Regions from separate parts of the Homo sapiens genome. Here all the other regions are linked to region 3. The links are chromatin contacts, found by Hi-C or POLR2A ChIA-PET in ENCODE. All regions are on one chromosome and are shown on one strand. The core of a region is the stretch at or near the end of the contact, and the rest is flanking DNA. Distances in the headings are between cores, read along the strand shown. Region 1 overlaps POC1B-DUSP6 (POC1B-DUSP6 readthrough). Region 2 has its middle 19 kb from the start of DUSP6. Region 3 has its middle 21 kb from the start of LINC02458.

What was found. A loop is a pair of places that touch in the nucleus more often than their neighbours do. ChIA-PET counts read pairs that join two places held with the same protein, here RNA polymerase II (POLR2A). Pooled maps may share reads with other maps.
Region 1: a pooled map shows a loop between it and region 3 (9-fold over the local background). The contact joins two enhancer-like sites. A Hi-C loop is called at or near these places in 9 of 50 pooled maps. POLR2A ChIA-PET finds 5 or more read pairs at or near these places in 4 of 52 experiments (T-cell, activated CD4-positive, alpha-beta T cell, activated CD4-positive, alpha-beta memory T cell and 1 more).
Region 2: a pooled map shows a loop between it and region 3 (4-fold over the local background). The contact joins two enhancer-like sites. A Hi-C loop is called at or near these places in 26 of 168 maps with a recorded cell type or tissue (A673, B cell, CD8-positive, alpha-beta T cell and 17 more), 29 of 37 single-sample maps with no recorded cell type and 17 of 50 pooled maps. POLR2A ChIA-PET finds 5 or more read pairs at or near these places in 9 of 52 experiments (A673, CD4-positive, alpha-beta memory T cell, activated CD4-positive, alpha-beta T cell and 4 more).

What each region holds. Positions count from the first base shown.
Region 1 is chr12:89,490,473-89,495,132 of GRCh38, forward strand. POC1B-DUSP6 (POC1B-DUSP6 readthrough) reads right to left here. Exons shown (of 11, transcript NR_189589.1): 4 at 1,464-1,643. POC1B (POC1 centriolar protein B) reads right to left here. Exons shown (of 12, transcript NM_172240.3): 4 at 1,464-1,643. Among named protein-coding and RNA genes, the nearest start is that of GALNT4, 32 kb to the right of the region's middle. Within about 2 kb of position 3,324, at least 4 of the 41 ENCODE cell types and tissues checked have a DNase peak (open chromatin) inside an H3K27ac peak, as active enhancers do.
Region 2 is chr12:89,331,464-89,336,388 of GRCh38, forward strand. No RefSeq gene overlaps it. Among named protein-coding and RNA genes, the nearest start is that of DUSP6, 19 kb to the right of the region's middle. Within about 2 kb of position 2,533, at least 5 of the 41 ENCODE cell types and tissues checked have a DNase peak (open chromatin) inside an H3K27ac peak, as active enhancers do; they include A673, where a contact is called at or near this core.
Region 3 is chr12:89,037,929-89,042,493 of GRCh38, forward strand. No RefSeq gene overlaps it. Among named protein-coding and RNA genes, the nearest start is that of LINC02458, 21 kb to the left of the region's middle. RefSeq lists an enhancer at 1,146-1,215. Within about 2 kb of position 2,388, at least 4 of the 41 ENCODE cell types and tissues checked have a DNase peak (open chromatin) inside an H3K27ac peak, as active enhancers do; they include A673, where a contact is called at or near this core.

The DNA.
Region 1 (4,660 bases), core at 2,074-4,573, 450 kb after region 3:
TAACTGGGACTACAGGCACCTGCCACCACGCCTAGCTAATTTTTGTATTTTTAGTAGAGACAGGGTTTTGCCACATTGGCCAGGCTGGTCTCAAACTCCTGACCTCAAGTGATCCACCCACCTTGGCCTCACAAAGTGCTGGGATTACAAGCATGAGCCACCGTGCCCAGCCCCCAGACAGTTCTGATAGGGAAATGCAATCTGCACTTTCAGTACTTTAGCAGAGTGTCCTATGAATAGGAAGACTCCACAGCTGTTGGCCAACAGGTAACAACACCTACAATAGCATTCACCTGCCAAGAGACTGCTACCAAAGATTCTGGAGTTCTTCCTGACTTTGCTGCGTCAAATCTGATGTGACAGCTCGTACTGCCAGTTGTAACTTCCAACTTTATCTAAAATCCAACCACATCTCAATTTTCACAGCCACCACCTTGATCCAAGCCAGGACCTGGACTGCTCAGCCTCCTAACAAGGTCTCCCTGCTTCTGGCCTGGCTTTGACAGTCTATTCTCCACACAGCAGTCTGAGCAATTCCAGCAAAATGTAGGTCAAAGAGAGGAGGGCACTACACTGGCATCTCCTCTCACCCAGGGCACAAGTCAGCGCTGCTCTTGACCTGGCCAGCCTCCCTGGGGCCCCTCCTACATCCCCACCCACCCTCACCTGTGCTTTTCCTCATACAGCCACCAGGCTCTGCCTCAGGGCTTCTGCCCTTGCTTCTCCTATCCAGAACATTCCTTTCCTGAATTTCTTCAAGCCTCACTCCCTCCTTTACATCTCTGTCCAAAGGTCACCCTTTGGACATCTTTCTTACAGAAAGGTCACACTTTCTGTAAGACATTCCCTGAATGTCATTTGAAATTACAGGCCCCTTGTAATAAAAGTGCTGGGAAAATCCAGCACTTTGGGAGGCCAAGGCAGGTGGATCACTTGAGCTGAGGAGTTTGAGACCAGCTTGGGCAACATGGTGAAACCCTGTCTCTACTAAAAATACAAAAAATTATCCAGGCATGGTGGTGCATGCCTGTAGTCCCAGCTACTCAGAGTCTGAGGTAGGAGAATCACCTGAACCCAGGAAGTCAAGGTTGCAATGAGCAGTAATGGCAGCACTGCACTCCAGCCTGGGTAACAAGAGTGAGACCGTGTCTCAAAAAAAAAAAAAAGAAAAAAAAAAAAGAAAAAAAAATTACGCGCCCCCTTCTAACCCAGCTCTTTCTCCATAGTGCTTACTGCCATCTGACCTGCTCCATTTTCCTACTTGTTTGTCTGTCTCTCTGGAATGTAAGAACAAGGATTTTCACTATTTTGTTTACTACCGTTCCCGCACAAAGCAGTCACACAACAAATATCTGTTGAATGAATGAATGAATATGTCCTCAAACCCTTTTTCTGGAAGTTGGGGGCAAACATGAAGCAGAAAAAATATGTGGACATCTTAATATGAAATTTTTTGCACTTACTTGGCACAGCGTACCCAGTGTGTATGTCGATACAAGGAATACAGGAAGCGCTGGCGATACATGCTCCATACTTTTATGGATTTGTCTTCAGAAGCTGTAGCTAGAAACTGGCCATCAGCTGAAAAGTCTACACTTCGAACTGGAGCTGTATGAGCTTTAAATTCTGAGAATTTTCCTCTCCTGGAAATAAACAGTTTAATATTTATAACTCATTTGATTTAATTATAGTTAATACTTAATCACAATACAGACTTTGAAACATATAAAATAGTTTAAATAAAATGGTTTAACTCTTGTAAAACCTAACAAAAGTATGAAAGGGCTATGTTGTACTGTACTCTTCGTCAACACTGAAATTTCCATGAAATTTCAGGTGTTGAGAACTAAAGGGTAGAAAAGAAGAGAATAGAAAAACAAAAGATGGGGAAAATAATGTGAGGCATTTGAGAAGTAGAAAACCTTAAAATGGGAGAAGGCTAGATAGTGTTGGAGTTACAAGGTGATATGTGATAAACGCTACTTTGTGTCAGTGTTCCCAAGTTGCCAAGGCATTTTCACCTTACATTGTATCTAGGACTCAGCAATTTTCCCATTTAGAAAATCATATTGATACTCAAGATAACCTATGGGGAAAATTGTCATAAATGCTTGAAAAACATCAGGCAACAGAATTTAGTTGGCCACAATATATGTGTCTCAGATGTTCAAATGTTCACACTGATCTCCCATACACCTGCACCTCATCCTGTATTTTGCTACCTTGGCTGGTCAGCGTGACATCCGCCTGTGTCCAAGCCAGAAGCCTGGAAGTCACACTCAACTCCTGCTTCCTCTCCCACATCCAGTAAGTTAGCAAACCATATCATCCTCACTTCCTAAATATCTTCTGAATCCTCCTCTTCTATGTTGGCTCTGCTTGCCTTAAGGTAAATATATCCTCAACATCCTTCACCTAGGTTACTGCAAAAGCCTCTTAACTGGTCTCTCTGCTCTAATCTTTTGTCCCCTGCCAGTCACCTACATATTGTGCTTATTACCTTGCTAAGAGCGTAACTCCAAGCATGTAAATCCCAGCGTAAATGTGTCACTGGCTCTTCTCCAAAAGAAAGCACAATGCCCAAGTACTTTGGTGAGGTATCCTGCCACTCACACTGAACTTTGTACTCGGAACAGTCACAGCCCTTCAAACACACCCCTGCCTTTGCACTTACTGCTTTCTCAGGCTGGACTATTTTCCCCATCCCCAGACCCCCTTGGCCAAGCCAGACAGGCTTAATGGCTCCCTATTTGCTACAACGATTTTGCTTACTACATTATACAGTGACTTTCTAAAGAACGATTTGTCTCCTCTTAAGCAGCACATTTTTGAAGCACAGGAATGATGATTTATTCATCTCTATAAGACTAGCATCTAGCAATATGTCAAGCACATAAAAAGAACTCAATACACGTTGAATTCCACTTGGAACAGTCAATAAAGGCTCGTAGATCCAACCTGGCTTACCCTTCCAGTGGTCTGTAGGGAGGAAAGGTAACTTTATCATAAATTTCCATCACCTGACATATGATATTACTCAGGAAAAACTGAAATACATATTAAACAAAAATTAGGAGGGAGCATCCAGGGACTAGCTCAGTGAAGTTTCAAGGGTAAATTTCATGAGTGGAAATCAGGAGTATAGTTTGGCCTGAATTCAAGTACAATGCCTAGAGAAAACAAAGAAAAGAAAAGGCATCTGCAATGACCAGGAAGCTAAGAGACAGACCATCAGTATCATCAAAATCTGCCCTGATTTTTAGTTCTGCACTCCACACTCCAGCAGGCTGTTCTGTTTGCCTCCTTTCTAAAAGGCTGTCCTCTCAGCCGTAGGCTAAACCAAGCACTGGATCCAGTCTCAACAGGAAACACAGAAGAAACCAAGATAGGAGTGCCTTATGTTTATTGTGCTGGTGCCTAACTGGTTTCTAGTTCCTCATCTTAACTTAATATAGGCTCTCTCCTTCCTACATATTTACTTGCCCTTTCAGCTAAATTCTCTTGACTGCCCACTGTGACCAACTCTGAGCCAGACTTGCTTTCAGGCTTGCTCCTACCTATTCTTTTCTTATTTATTTATTTTTTTGAGACGTGTTATCTTTCTGTCACAGATGCTAGAATACAGTGGTGCAATCGCTACTCACTGCAGCTCAAACTCCTGCGCTCAAGAGCTCCTCCCTCCTCAGCCTCCTGAGGAGCTAGGACTATAGGTGTGCATCACCATGCCCAGCTAATTTTATTTTTTTATTTTTATTTTTTATAGAGACAGGGTCTCGCTATGTTGCCCATGCTGGTCTTGAACTCTTGGCCTCAAGTGATCCTCCTGCCTCAGCCTCCCAAAGTGCTGGAATTACAGGTGCGAGTCATGCCCCCAGCCTCTCCCTATTCTTTCTTAGCCTTCTGGTCACCAGCTGTGGTGTCTATCTGCAAATATGGCTGCCAATACTCATCTCATCCCTGTACATGCATGTCTCTCCGCTTCACAAAAGGTGAAGTCTGTTTATTTCCCCTCCCTTTGAGGGGAGGTGTTGTGACTTTTGAGGGGAGGTGTTGTGAGAGGAGGTGTTGTGACTCATCTCATCCCTGTACACGCATGTCTCTCTGCTTCAAAGGAGGTGGAGTCTGTTTATTTCTCCTCCCTTTGGGCTGGTGTTGTGACTTTACTCTGAGGAACAGAACGTGGCAGAAGTGACACTGCAAGTTTTGGGCCTAGTTCTTAATTGGTCTAGCAGCTTCTGCTTTGATTCTCCTGGAACCCAGCTGTCATGCTGTGAGAAAACTACAGGTTATCCTGCTGGAGAGACGGCACATGGAGAACCAAGACGCCATTGCCACAACCCGCACCAAGGCCCCAGGCATACGAATGAGGAACAGAGCCCATCTTTCCTCTGCATGTGTAATCTCAGCCTGCACCATATAAGCAAAAGAACTGTGAAGCTGCATGAGTAATCTCAGCCTGCACCATATAAGCAAAACAACCATCCAGACAACCCACAAAATGTGACAAATCATTGTTTCTGTAGTAAGTACTAAGGTTTTGTGACTGTCATACAGCAATAGATAACTGACACATCATCTTCCTTCCCGTTGCCACGATCCACCATTATTGCTCTGTCCCTACTAAGACATGATTTAGAAAGAGAAACTAGGGACACCTACA
Region 2 (4,925 bases), core at 1,283-3,782, 290 kb after region 3:
AGACATATACCATTCGTACCCCAGAAAATAAGCAAGTACAGTAGGCCATCCATATTCTGAAATTTCTCATCCATAGATTCAACCAATCTTGAATCAAATATATTCAGTAAAAAAAGATTAAAAATAGCCAGGCGCAGTAGCTCATGCCTCTAATCCCAGCACTTTGGGAGGCCAAGGTGGATGGAACAATTGGGCCCAGGAGTTCCAGACCAGCCTGGGCAGCATGGCAAAATCTTGTCTCTACAAAAAATACAAAAATTAGCCTGGTGTGGTTGCATGTGTCTGGAGTCCCAGCTACTCAGTAGGGTGAGATGGGAGGATCGCCTGAGCCTAGGGGGGTGGAGGCTGTCTTAAAAAGAAAAAGAAAGAAAGAAAAGAGAAAAAGAAAGATTAAAAATACACCATAACAACTATTTATATAGCATTTACATTGTATTAGGTATAATTAGTAATCTAGAGATAATTTAAAGTATACGGGCGGATGTGGATAGGTTATATGCAAATACTACTCCATTTTATATAAGGGACTTGAGCATCTCCAATTTTTGAGGGAACTATCTGAGGGGAGTCCTGGAACCAATCCCCGAAGTATACTGAGGGATGATTGTATACATTACCTATCTAATGATATGCAGTGACTTATTAAGAGTCTAGAAGCCGGGCATGGTGGCTCACGCCTGTAATCCCAGCCCTTTGGAGGCCGAGGCGAGAGTATTGCTTGAGCCCTGGAGCTTGAGACCAGCCTGGACAACATTGTGAGACACTGCTTCCACAATAAATACAAAAGTTAGCCAGTCATGGTGGCACGTACTTGTGGTCCCAGCTACTCAGGAGGCTGAGGTGGGAGGATCACTGGAACCTGGGAGGTCAAGGCTGCAATGAGCTGAGATCACCCCACTGCACTCCAACCTGGGCGACAGAGTGAGACCCTGCCCCCTCCCCCTACAAAAAAAAAAGAAAGAAAAAGAGTCTACCAAGTACAGGGCACTGAGCTTTCCATATGCATTTCATTAATATGCACAGTGCTTCTATTTGTTCATGCATTCTACAGATAATTATTGTAGTGCCAGGCACCATCCTAGGTGATAGGTCAACGTTAGTATTTATGAGCTAGGTATTACTGCTCCTATTTTATAGTTGAGAAAACTGAGTTTCAGAGAAGAAAAGTAACTAGCTCAGCATCACAGGGTATTGTTAAGCAAAAATGTCCAACCTATCTGAAAGCCTAGTTTTTAACAACTATGCTACATGAAAAGACACTAAGCCACAAAGATGAAGGCACAGAGTTGAGCCAACATCTATAATAGAATATGAGAAACTATACAATGGCAACAAAGACAAATTGCCTTGGGACCATGTTAAATCAACTCCTAATCTTTTCAAAGAATTCAGAAAGCTTCTGAGAAGAGGTGACTTTTGAGCTAAGACTTGAAGAAAAATTTGTCAAGAACGGTAGTAAACACATCATCACATTTAAAGTGTACAATAACCCTGAAAAAAATAGCATTATGGTTCTTTCACAGAAGAGAAAACTGAGGTCAAGAGAGATGAGGGGCTTGCTCAGAATCAGTCAGTTACTATGGTATATGCCAATGTCCATGCCAAGCATTTCACAGCCATTGGTCTCCTGACAATCCTGACGTTTAGGCAGCACCACCACTAACATTGTTGCCACTTGGTCTTGCCTAGGTCTTGGCAATAGCTTGTGCTTTAGTGGTGAAGCTGAAATATACACCCAATTCAGCCTTACTCCCAGACCCAAAAAGTAGGTTCTGTGAAAGTTTTCTTGCGTATGAATCCAAGTCCTGGGTTCTAAAGGGAAGAGTGACCTTAGGAAAGAAAGAGATAAAATTAATTTATTTAGGCACATGTCAAGAAATTCGCTCAGTCTGACCAGGCACAGTGGCTCACACCTGTAATCCCAACACTTGGGAGGCTGAGGCAGACGAATCACTGGAGCTCAGGAGCTCAAGACCAGCCTGGGCAACACGGCGAAACCCCATTTCAACAAAAAATACAGCCAGGCGTGGTGGCATGCACCTGTTGTCCTGACTACTTAGGGGGCTCAGGAAGGAAGATCAGTTGAGCCTGGGAAGTCAAGGCTGCAGTGAGCCATGTTCACGCCACTGCCCTCCAAGCTAGGTGACATATGGAGACCTTGAAAAAAAAAAAGAAAAGAAAAGAAAAGAAAGAAAGAAAGTGAGAAAGAGAGAGGAAGGAAGGCAGGAAGGAAGGCAGGAAGGAAGGAAGGAAGGAAGGCAGGAAGGAAGGCAGGAAGGAAGGAAGGAATTCCTTCTTCCCACCAAAACAAATCTCCAGTGCACCTAAAATAAAAAAAAAAAAACAACCTAAAAATGCTGATTATCACTTCAAATTAAGGAATAGGCTTCAAAACATTTTTTTAAAACCTCACTTCTCCCCACCCGTCCCTACAGGTTGATTTACGCACACTTCTTAAGCCAAGTCAAAGAACTGGCTTAACTCTAGTTTCCCTTAGAAAGCATGACTCCAGGCTGCCTGAGCTTCCTCTGTCCTTTTGTGACCTCCTGATGACCTGGGAGTTCCACCCACTTTTTAGGGCCTCTCGGAGCCTTGAATCTACACATCAGTGGGATTTAGTTTCCCTTTTGCTTTAATGACTCCTCAGAACCTTACTCATGTAGCAATCTCACCCACTTCCTTTCTTGTTTCTCTGGTCCTTATGGGCTATAGCCCACCTCTCCTTCCCATGCAGGCAGGTTCTCAGGGACAATGGTGATTTATTTATTTACAGTTCTCCTTATATTTTGTTTGGTTAGCTTTTATTTATTTCTTTTTCTCAGGTGGGGGAAAAAGCTAGGTTATGTCTTTGGGTGTCAGCTAGTAATCTTTCACTTTTCTTCCCATGTAACCACCCCCACCCGTTTTTTTTGTTTTGTTTTGTTTTTTGTTTTTTTTGTATAATTATAGGTTTCACCTCATCAGACAGTTAGACTTTAAATTGGTCTATCTTTAGGCTGAAGAAATCATCTTGAAAATTCAGAATCAATACAAGAATCATGGTACTAGATTAGTATCACTAAGACTCAACATCTAAAAATGAAATATTTAAAAATATATACATGTTTTGAAAAGAAAGAAGAGGAACAGAAGAATTGGAAAATGTTTGACTCAACTAGCTCATGCATGTACCTTTCCTATCTGTCCTCCAAGGAGTGAGGGAAAGACTTTGTTAAGAATAACCACCATCAGCAAAACCCCACAATTCTGAAGCTCAACCACACAAAATGCAAAGGGATATTTGGCATAGAGGAAGTGAACTTCACAGAAATTGCATGTGGCCGTGCAAAGAATTCTGCAAATTTAACATATCACAAAGAATGTACTGAACAAATTTTGTTATGAGTTTTCAAAAGCCTCTCACATCTCTCAATGGTCTCCAAAGTAAACACATCTCCCACACTGTAGCATCCATTACTATAGTTTTGAGTTTCTGCTCTGAAATGATGCAATCTTCTACTCAGGACGGCTTCGTAAATATCTTTCCCAAATGATGGAGAAACAGAATTCAACTTCACTTCTTTCATTCCTCAAAGAACATGTCATGCAGGGCTGCACGTTAGTGGCCATCAACCAGGAAATATTTCGTAAACAGAATTTGTACTCCATTTATTCTGAGTTTACTTTTAGAAGCCACTTATCTCTTTTAGAAGAACTTCCCTTGCCAATCACCTTTTGGAAAAGGCCTGGAAGAGACACTCCCTGAGGACGTGCAGAATCCTAGGTCAACAGCATATACAGTGGAAATAAATAACTAAAGTATCTACATCTTAGGATGGTCCCTTTCCTTCCTAAGACAATCAGTCTTTTCAGAGCAATTGAAACACATATGCAGGTGTACACACATGGACGTGGGTGTACACACACACACACACACACACACATTGCAATATCTCCTCTAGTACATTCTTTGATATGTGACCATTACTTCTTCTCTAATAATTGTGATTAAAACTCCCAAAACAAGGAATGTCTTTGGAGATGGAAAGGCCACTAAAATTCATATTGTTCAATGCTCTCATTTTGCAAATGATGATGCTGAGATCCAGTATGTTAAATTTATCCCAAAGAATTTATATGCTCCTAGAATTTTCAGATAAGATTAGAGTTTCTCCTTTTGAGACCTCTTAGCGGAAAGATCAAAGGCTCTGAGGTCAGCCCAGCCCGGTTTCAAATCTCAGCGCTACTGTTTACCACTTGGAGATCCTAGATAATTAATCACTCTAAGCCTCCATTTTCCCATCTACAAAATGGAGATAATAAGAGCTGAAAGAATCCAGAATATAACACTGTGAAGAGTTTTCTTCTAAACATTCGTTATCTGCTTAAAAGCAGAGCCTCCTAAAAGAATTCAACTGTTAAAACTCCCCTCCCAGGAGTTTTGTAACCAGGAAAGATTGAAATCACCTAAACAGGCATTGTCACAAAATGATAGTATCTCCCATCTATTCTCCTACAGGCCTATTTATCTTTCCTACAAGTCATTTGTTTTCCTATAAGTAATCTTCTCCCTCTCTCCTCCTTCACCTATTCCTTCACCCTCTCCTTCACCCAATTCTAAGCACCTCCTTGAGTCATACTTTTTGGTAAATTCCCAAGTACTTATGTGAATAAAAATACATGTTTTCTCTTGCTAATCTATCTTTTGTGAGTTTAATTTTCAAGCCTCCAAAAGTTAAACCTAAGAGGATAGAGGAAAAAGTTTCCCTCCCCGACAGAGCTAACATGTATTAATTACTTACAACAATCAAGGCCCTGTTCTAATCATACTGAGTGTATTAATTCAGTTACTTCTGACCATGTCTTTTTTTTTTTATTTTTATTTTACAGATAAGGAAACTAAGGCACAGAGAGGTTAGCCAACTTGCTTAGCGTCAGACAGCTAG
Region 3 (4,565 bases), core at 1,138-3,637:
ATTATTTCTTAGCTAATCTCCTGCTCTGCTCTCATTTCTCTCCTCGCCATTGACACCTAGTTTCTTAACTATCACTTATGAGACTCCTGTGCTCAAAATTGTTCTTTTGCATCTCACTCCCTATAGGATGAAGACCATACACCTTAGCATGGAGTAAAATATTAGGTTGGTGTAAAAGTAATTGCAGTTTTTGCCATTACTTTCAAGAAAACTTTCATTGCTTAGATCCTCAAAAAAAAAAAAAAAAAAAAAAAAAAAAAAAAAAACTTACATTTTGCTGGTTGTGCATAAGTGCCCTGAACTTGGCCATTCTGAACTCTTGGAGGTTTGCTTCAAATATGGCATGCCCCTTCACAGCTCTGCACCGGCTCATCTACTGTCCTTACCAACTAAATTAGCTCCCCGCAACTTATCTGCCAATAAACTTCTGCTTGTTCTTTAAAAGGCTCTCTTCAGCTGCCCTTTCCTAATAACCCTGCTTTGCTCCAAGAGGCACTCCTTTCTCTCCCTGTACAGCATCCATTATGCTGACTTTACTTGTTTGTCTCCCTCGTTAAATGATAAGCTCTTTACGGGCTTCTTGTTCATAATTGCTTTCTGATAAATGAATGGTTCTAGGCTAACATTTTCCCCTGTCAAAGGAGGTAATTTAGCTCCAGAGAGGTTGAGCAACTTGCCCAAGGCCACATAGCTGAATAACAGACAAGCCATCCAGGAAGACACCACAGGCCTCCAGATGCCAGCCTAGTAATTACTGTCTGCATCCAGATGCTTTCATATTTAGCATAATCATATCTTACAGCAACAGCTTTCCCTGAGTTTTCTATGTTTACTAGTAAACTATTACTGTTGAATCAACTTTTTTTTTTTCACCAATGCCTTGATTTTCTCTTGGGAAACTACCTCTTACATATTCTCAGTGCTGTAATTAAAACAGGGCCGGCTCCATACCCTGACTTCAGAAAAAGGTAAGTGACACAGGGCTGCCCAATGGGAGTGCTATGTCCTCTGAGCAAATCAGAGACAATGAGCGTCAGCCCAGGACTTGAGAAAGAAAAGCTCTGTTTCCACTGGGCTATGAAGCTGAACTGAGAGAATAGACTCAGAAAGAAGTCAAAAGAGAGAAACACAGAGTTGAGAGATTTCTGAGGAAATGGTTTGAACACCTCCAGCCAGTCATTTCATATGCCAATATGGGGAAGTTTTGTCATGTGTTGACTTGGCTAAGCTACACTCTGTCACTCAGAATCCCCTTTGCTATAAATGTCTGATTAGAGTGGAACGCAAAAGACATTTTGCATGGGATTCAGAAGGTGGAGGTGAAGGCAACCACATTGTTTTTATGTCTGAAAGGGCTGGGCAGGGGCACCAGGTTCTGCTGCAGTGCATGTGCTTTGTCAGTTATCTACTGACTTTCCTTTGTTGTTGTGAGTCAACAGCCAGATTTACATCTACTCCACCTTCCCTCAGATTCTCTTACACTTTCACCGGCTCCTGGGCCAAGTGCATGTTTAGCTTGCACTTGGAAAGCATGACACTTGGAAAGATGACAAAGGGTGCCATCTTTCCTTCTGCAGGAAGGAGTTGACGTGGTCTGCAGATGATAAGACACAGACCAGGTTCCAGTCCATCCTCAGAGGTCAGATATATATATATATATATATATATATATATATATATATATATATCCCACTTTCCTGCTAGACAGCTAGCTCTGAAGTCTTCATGCTCCAGCATCAGAAATGAAGACAACAGCTATATGAAAACTCATGAACTAACCAGCTTTCAAAATTGCATAGATCTAATTCTTGTAATAAATCTCTTAGTGTGTGTGTGTGTGTGTGTGTGTGTGCGCGCGCACAGACACCTTTGATCGATTGAGCCGTTCTCTGATTGGACCCCAGCTGATACAGAATATTATCAAGTATCTTTTTCATTACATAGTTAATGTTTAAGTCAGTATGGTTTAAGTTTAAATTTAAGCCAGATGGAATTTGGTTTCTGTCACTTGCCACTAAAAAATGATTAATATGCAGGATTACCCTATTTTGACTAAGCAACTTGATATCCTGAGGGCAAGATCTGTCCTTCGCTTCTCCTTAAATCCCCAGCATGCAGCAAAATGTCAGATACATAGTAGGCACTCGACAGGCACATGTTGAATGAACTAACTAAAGGCCACAGAATAAAAATATTCTCTAGGGGACCCAGAGTTGAAGCCTCACACAATGTGAATCGTGTGGAAGATGAAATGCGAGATGAGAGGAACCCCATGCCTCTGCAGAAAGCCATGAAGATCCTGGGTCTGAGAAGCAGCTGGGCCTCCCACCTGGCCGCCTGGAGGAAGGCGCAGCACAGGCCTGACATCTCATGTTCACCACAAGCACAACAGGTGTCCTGGGGCCAGCCAGCCCTCGCACGGAAGCGAACTTCCTGTCACTGCCGACAGGGATTCACTAGATGTACATAACAGAAGTGGCGCAGGAAGGCATTTTTTCAATAGAAAATTTGAAAGCATATCAGATTCCTAGAAAAGGAAGCTTCTGAGAAGGTGATTTCACAGTAAGAAACCCCATGAATCATTAAAAGGATTTATATCTGAGATAAAACATAAATGTGAATCATTCTTTGTGCTTGTCTAGAACATTTTAAGAGAGCCTAAGGAAGTAAGTGGTTCATGGGAACCACAAAGACAAAAATTTCTCAACAGAAACCTTCCAAATGGTTTGACTGATATTCAGCATAAGTGAATCAGGCAATGAGCCAATTTATTTCCAAGAAGAAGCCTTCACAGAGAAAAAGATGTGACAATCACCTTGAATATTGAATCAAAATGGCAGAGGGCAGGCTAATCATGACCCCCAAAGATATCCAAGATCTAATCCTGGAACCTGTGAATATTACCTTATATAGAGAAAGCACATTTGAAGATGTGATTAAATTAAGGCTGTTGAGATGGGAAGAGTGTCCTGGATTATCCAAGTGGACCCTAAATGCAACCACAAGTGTACTCGTAAGAAGGAAAAAGAGGTAGATTTGACCATGGAGGAGATGGTGATGTGAAGAAGAAGTCAAGAGAGATTTGAAGATTCTGGCCTTGACAATGAAGTAAGGGGCCATGAGCCAAGAAATGCTATTCTAGAAGGTAGAAAAAATGTAAGAAAAGGGATTCTTCCTAGAGCCTCTGCTGGTGGTGGGATGGATGGGGGTGCATGGTCCTGCCAACACCTTCATTTTACCCTCTTAAAACCTATGTTGTACTTATACCCTCCCACCCCCGAGAACTGTAAGAGAACAAAGTGTGCTGTTCTAAGTCATCATGTTTGTGATGATTGGCAAAAGCAACCATGGGAACCTCATATTACGGACCAGACCCCAGAGCCACAGCTTGCTGGATGTAGAAAAGAGGAAACAGTGCTGAACATGGGCCTACTGGAAAGCAGGATGCTGCAAAGACCAAAGACTTACAGAAAAGAGTCCAAATTGGCTCCCCACCCCAAAGGGTACTCTTCTGAAATACAGAATAATCTGCAGCCCTCTATCCCTGCCCCAAAAGAAACCTCTCTTCTCTACATCAAGCATAAGAAAAATGCTTGATGGATTTCCTGGATCCACAACCATCTACTCTCCTAAATTTTTTTCTGGTGACCTTGGTATCTGTCCCATTGACTCGCCCCTTCCTTTCATCTCTATGCTTGGCTCCTTCTAATCGACATTTCACTTAGCTTGAAGGTTTCTTTCCCTGGCTTGACTTTGGCATATTGTCTTTAGGGTTCTACTGGTTCCATGTCTCATATCCCATTGGCCTGAGCAGCTCTTCTTCCATATTCAACCATGGTTCATGGAATCCCATCTGGAATTATCAGCCCAGCTCACCTTAGTTTTCTATGAAGAAGGTGTAGTGGAACAGAGAAAAGCACTGGCTCTGGAGCCAGAGAGAGACAAGATTTTGGAACCTGGCTCCACCTCTTGCTGATATGGATCCTTAGCTTCTTCAAAGGTTATTTTTCTAACCTATAAACTGGAGATAATACTTTCTTCATTGGGTTGCTGTGAAGATTAGAGATAATGTATAGAAATTGAGTATCCTTCTCAACACATATTAAATGCTCAATAAAAACCTGTTATTATAATCATAAATCAAGTGAATGGTTACTATTATACTTTCAGTTGAGAGTGTCTTTGCTGTGACTGTGGTCTCTGCAACACAGCCCCTCCCCTGAATCTACCTCCCCTAAGTGGTAGTCTCCTCTTAGGCAACTTGAGTACAACTCTTTTTTTCCCCTACTAGGAGAAGACCAAGCTCTGTATCAGTGAATCATAATAGAAGTAAAAATCCAATTTGGTTTCTTGTCTGACCATCTGGGTTTCTAAGAGAACAGAATGTGAAGTCAGACATTCTGGATTCAAATCCTAGTTCTATTTCTACTTTCTAGTTATGGCACTTTGGACACATTATTTATCTTCTCTGTGCTTCAGATATCCCATTGTAAAGTGGAGATAATAATAGTGACCAGCAACATAATAGAAAATTGTGGGAAGCAGTTGAACAGACACTTCAAAAG